Regions from separate parts of the Mus musculus genome. Here region 2 is linked to region 1. A link is a loop called in an ENCODE intact Hi-C map of the cell type or tissue named here. Cell type or tissue: heart. All regions are shown on one strand. Links, peaks and the distances in the headings refer to the core of each region. The heading gives the core; the rest is flanking DNA. Region 1 overlaps Ktn1 (kinectin 1). Region 2 has its middle 29 kb from the start of Atg14.

Region 1 (2,916 bases), core at 415-2,914:
TTTGGCCGAGACAGAACCCTCTGCTAGTCTCTCTGTTACCAATTTGACATACATACTGCATTGTATACAGTGGGCTTAGACAAATTTAAAGATGGGATTTCTGTCAACTACAGCTAAGTTAACTTTGTCTCAACCCTCTTTCCCATTACCTCATCATGGGCTAAGTTCCTTTCTTCTCCACTTTTTTCCTGAATTCTCTTTTATTTTGTTCTGAGCCCCTTATTGCCAGCTTTCCCCCTTCGTATATAACTGTTGCCTATAGATGCAATGTGAATTTTAGGTATACCAGTGAATAAAATATATGCTTATTTATTAAACACTTACCTGAAACCAAAACGGAACTGAACATTTTGTAACCTTTTTTAAGTCAAAGCCTAACATCTCAAGGCAAGTGGCTCTTATTGTGTTCTTTCCTTATTTCTAGTTACTAAATTTATCATTAATCATACAAAATTAGGATTTTTGACTTTAGTAAAATAGAATTTAAACAAAAGTCATAGTACTTAGGGCTTTTTGTTTATTTATTTTTAGATAGTCTTATGTAACCCAAGCTTGCTTTGAATTTGTACTAGAATACCCAGTTTAAACTGATTGGAACTTTGTGCAGGCAAGCACTCTATCAAATGAGTAACCCCCAAGTACTTGTAGTCTTAATAGTTAAACTCTGAGTTGACCTTGATGCTGAGTGTTTTATGTCTTCAGTTTTTATGTTATGCTGCTATGTGTCTTAATATTGTGGGTCCTCTACATATATACAGAATGACATGAACATTGAGTACAAGCAAAAGGAAATTCAAGTTTTGAGGGAATGCCATTTGGAAACTTTGGGTTTCCATTATGAAGAAACATCATGACCAAGGCAACTCTTTAAGGAACATTTAATTGGTGACAACTTAAAGTTTGAGAGGTTCAGTCCTTTATCATCATGGCAGGAAGCACTGCAGTGTGCAGGTAGACATGATGCTGGAGAAGTAGTCTTAAACTGAAGGCAGCCAGGAGGGGACTGTCTCTTCCACACTGGGCGGAGCTTGAGCACTGGTAACCCTCAAAGCCTGCCTACACAGTGACACATTTCCTCCAATAAGGCCACACCTCCTAATAGTGCTATTAACCATGGGCCAAGCACATTCAAACCACCACACCCATGAAAATCCAAAGGAAGACAGCACCATTCCTTCAGGTTTGTGGGATCTAAAAACAGACATAGAAACTCTACAGACCCTGAGCAGAACCCCAGGGAGAGTTTCAGATCTCTGTGGTCTGGTGTTTGGTCTTTGCCTTGGGCACTTGGTGCCTTTCATTTCTGTCTCGGTGAACCTGGTCAGTATGATCACAGAGGAAGATCTGGAAGTCATCATGCGTATAGATGTACAGGTGTAGCTTATTCTTTTAGCTTCTGTGTCTGCTGCAAAGTACCTTAGCTTGTTTTCCTAAGGCAAAACTTTGACATGTGTATCACCTTATTTTTCTTCTGACTCCAGTGTCCTGGCGTAGGATGGATATTTATTTATATCTATATCTATATCTATACACACACACACACACACATACACACATCCATCCATCCATCCATTGTTTACTTAAAAACAAAAACAAAAAGACAAAACACCGATCGTTAAAAGCATCTCACTTGACGAGTAGCTAACTTAGGCAAACAGAACAGAGAGTGCTTAATTGACATACAGATTAGATGAGTTATCAGAAAAGATCAATTCCAAACCTCTCACTGGCTCTTAAACCTTCCTAATGTGATCCATTAACACAGTTCCTCATGTTGTGGTGACTCCAACCATAAAATGATTCTCATTGCTACATCATAACTGTAATTTTGCTACTGTTAGGAATTGTAAATATCTGTGTTTTCTGATGGTCTTAGGCAGCCTCTCTGAAGGGGTTGTAACCCCACCCCAAAGTGTTTATGACCCACTTGAGAACCACTAAGTTAACATGTGTTCTGTTTCTCCCTTGAACTTGTGAAATCTTACCTTAGTAAATTGCTTGTGGAAAGTTAATTTTAGTCAGAAAGATTAATATTGTGTCTGTTGAACTATTTTGTTTGCAGAATGTGTTTCAATTTTAGATGTAGGCCATTTCAGGTATAACTTGAATTAAGAATGCACTGTGTTTTAAAATGAGCTATCAATTAATTGAAAGACAAAGTAGATTTTAGTAGCTTAAAGCTGCCTGTGATTACCATATCCAGTCTTATCCATTTGGTTTGGCAATTTACAGATAGACATGAACAGCTCTTTTACTACACACACACACACACACACACACACACACACACACACACACTTATTCATTCAGAGATTGAATCTTATATGGCCCAGGTTGAGTTTCACTTCACTTCATGGTCCTCCTTCTCAGCCTCCCAAATGCCACACTGTCCCAGGTCCCTTTATGTCATCTTGTAAATATTGGAAATTTGTTAAAATCCTCTGCTAAAGCAAAGTTCTAAAATGACTATAAGAACAATGGCTCCACATTTAAGTAGTTTTTTTTTTTTTTCTTTTTCTTTTTCTTTTTCTTTTTTTCTTTTTCTGTCCTGGAACTCACTCTGTAAACCAGGCTGGCCTTGAACTCTGGGTTCAACTTCTAGCAGTACTTGTCATGACTGTCTTTCACCTGCTACCTTGCCAAAAAGAGGGAGGGCAGTGGAGAAGACACACCCTCCCCTCGCCCCTACCCCCTTTTAGGGTCTTGTCACATGGTGTGAGAAGGGAAGGGTCTGTTACACTTCTCACTAACTACCCACTTCCCCTTATAGTATAGTTGAGGTGCAGGCAACAGCCATGGTTTAAACAGCTGACCTGTTTTGTGTTCTGAGTAAGATGGGATTAAATCTGAAGTGCTAACTGTCAGGGCAGGGTGCTAGCAGTTTACTTATTTATATAATTGACTGTTTTCTCTGTC
Region 2 (2,925 bases), core at 293-2,792, 65 kb before region 1:
GCTACTGCTCCAGAGACATGCCTGCCTGTTGCCATGTTGCCCACCATGATGGCCATGGAATCTTACTTTCTGGAACTGTAAGGCTCCAATAGACTCTTTCCTCTAGGTATTGCCTTGGTCAGATGTCTTATAGTAATAGAAAAGCAACTAAAGCCGGGCATGGTGGCACATGACTTTAATCCCAGCACTCAGGAGACAGAGGCAGGCGGATTTCTGAGTTCGAGGTCAGCCTGGTCTACAAAGTGAGTTCCAGGACAGCCAGGGCTATAAAGAGAAACCCTGTCTCGAAAAACAAAACAAAACAAAACAAAACAAAACAAAACAAAACAAAACAAAACAAAGCAACTAATATACATCTAGTCGATATTTGGAGATATTTAGCCACATTTACCAATTTTTTTTAGTTTGTGAATTTAAAACTTTGGGGGGTGCGGGTAGATGGTGCAGTCTATAAAGTGCTTGCCTCTTAAGTGTGAGGATGTGAACTCAATTTCCATCACTGATGTTAGAGCCAAGAGTGCCCCTGTCCTCCTGGCACTAGGAGGCAGAGACAGGAGGATCCCTGTGTTGGCTGACTGGACAGTGGAGCTAAGTCTGGGAGCTCCAGGTTGCTAAGGGATCTTGTCTCGAAAACCAAGGTAAAGAGCAGTGGAGGGGAACAGTGAGATCAGCCTCTGGCAGCCACATGCCTCTGCATATACATGCTTGCACAAGTATCTTGACATGAATGTACACATACACACAGGCACACATGCACACATACACACACATGCACATATACACAATACATATATGCACACATGTACACATACACACAGGCACACATGCACACACATATACATGCACATATACACACAGGCACATACACATGTGCACATACACACACATACATGCACATATACACACAGGCACACATGCATATACATAAATGCACATATACACACATGCATGTACACATGCACACATGTACACATACATGCACATATTCACACATGCACATACATAAATGCACATATACACATAGGCACACATGCACACACACACACACACACACACACACACACACACACACACACACACACACACACACACACACACACACATTTAAAGATAAAAACTCTGGAACCAGTAGGGTTTTTTGCAACTCTTAAACAATAGGTGAAAACCTCTAGGACTTGGGCATCAGGCTTCAGGCTTTCAAGTCACAGTCAGCATTTTAGGCCTGGACTCTAGAAAGAAAAATACAGATGTCCATTCAACAAGTACAAAATTACAAATAAATAGGAATAAATTTTGTTACTTTACTGTACCCTAGGGTACAGTTAACAATCATGAGTATTTCAAAATTCTAGACATTTTTGAACTTTTCACCAGGAATAAATGATGAACATTTGAGGTGACAGCTATGCTCCTTACAACGATTTTATCGTTATATTTATATAATATATATATATATATACACACACACATATATATATACACACACACACATATATATATATGTATGTATGTATGTATGTATGTATGTATGTATGTATGTATGTATGTATGTATGTATGTATGTATCAGAACACTACGTGGCTCCTATAAACCTGAAGAAATATTTACCAGAAATCTACAACATGAGAACCGTAGTGCTAAAGTGTAATGTGAGGAAAGACTGTTTCACTAGGGGGCGCTCTGTCTCCTCTCTCAAAGGCAGAGCTTCCGGTTTGGGGAGCAAACAGGCTTGGGGATCAGCTGAGGAGGGGCTTAAGTACATGCCGGTGCAGAGGACCAGGGGCTACCTCCTCAGATACACAGGATTAGTTACTGTCTTGGTTAATGCAGATATGTTTGTGCAGTGTATACTGGCAGGTTCTGTTCACATCAGTTCACCTGGAGGTGCTTGGCCTGTGATTTCTCACACACAGCACCTTGATACTGTGAACGTCGGAGGCAGTGTTTTTGGCCTAGGAAGTACCGCCGAGTCTGCATAAATGCAACAAGGCCGCCGGAGGACGGTTTTTAATCTGGTGCCAGTTTTGCTTGCTGTAGCTTTGTCTTTTTCCTGGGAGCCAATGACATGGTTCTAATTAAGTCTGCACTGAGCTGTCAGTTTCCAGACAGGGATTTTATATCACAAGAATATGGAGGCTGATTTACGAATTCCTTGAAGGTCTTTTCTAGAACAAAATTCAGTGGATTTCTTGCCCTTTTAATAATTGCTTAAACTCAAATTCCTTACTCCCCAGTAAGCCACACTTCCCCTTCTGGGTGGCTGGGTAGAGCAGGGCACCAGAAAGAAGCCTGTGCTTACCATGGCATAACCTGTCCCCCTCCCCCCGCCGCCCCCTCCCCCGCCCGCCAAGCTCCCCCGCGCACCCCCCCCCCCCAAATCATCTGAACATCCTGAGTCATGATGGCACCTTGTTTCTACCTAGAAAAGCAACAGCTCTCAGGCAGGACTGTGCCAGTAGGTGTGCACACTGGCAGTGAAACACTTGCCGAATTTGAATTCCCGGGGATAATGGCTTGGTTTCACAAAGACAGGAATCATCATCATCATCATCATCATCATCATCATCATCATCATCATCATCACAATTTATGTATAATTGCAGTTCCAGAGGATCCAACAACGCTCTTCTGGCCTCCTCAGGCACTAGCAGTGCACAGACATACATGCAGGCAAAATACTCATATGTATTCTATGGAGATCACCTGTCAATAAAAATGCCAATGGCCAATGAGCTGAAGCAGGAAATAGGAGGTAGGACAGGAGAGGTAACTGACCATGTGGTAGACATAGAATAGTTTGAATGGGTTCAATAAGTTATGTGCTAGTCAGGGAATGAACCAAAGCTTATGGTCTAGGCGTTTAATAATAAAGAATTACATCATTCTGCAAGCTGGGGCTGGGAAAACTTGGAATTTAGTTCATTT

The links. Peaks named below come from ENCODE experiments on the same cell type or tissue, not always from the same donor. Only the 100,000 strongest peaks of a DNase experiment are listed, where the experiment ranks them.
Region 2: it touches region 1 in a loop (2.5-fold over the local background); 6 of 42 quality-filtered maps call a loop at or near these places.

The regions. Positions count from the first base shown.
Region 1 is chr14:47,660,820-47,663,735 of GRCm38, forward strand. The region is part of intron 1 of Ktn1 (kinectin 1); the gene reads left to right. Among named protein-coding and RNA genes, the nearest start is that of Ktn1, 13 kb to the left of the region's middle. In heart, for the core only: no CTCF peak of the experiment used is centred there; no DNase peak of the experiment used is centred there.
Region 2 is chr14:47,596,331-47,599,255 of GRCm38, forward strand. No RefSeq gene overlaps it. Among named protein-coding and RNA genes, the nearest start is that of Atg14, 29 kb to the left of the region's middle. In heart, for the core only: a CTCF peak has its summit at 1,676 (motif pointing right); no DNase peak of the experiment used is centred there; H3K4me3 peaks cover 296 bases; H3K27ac peaks cover 320 bases.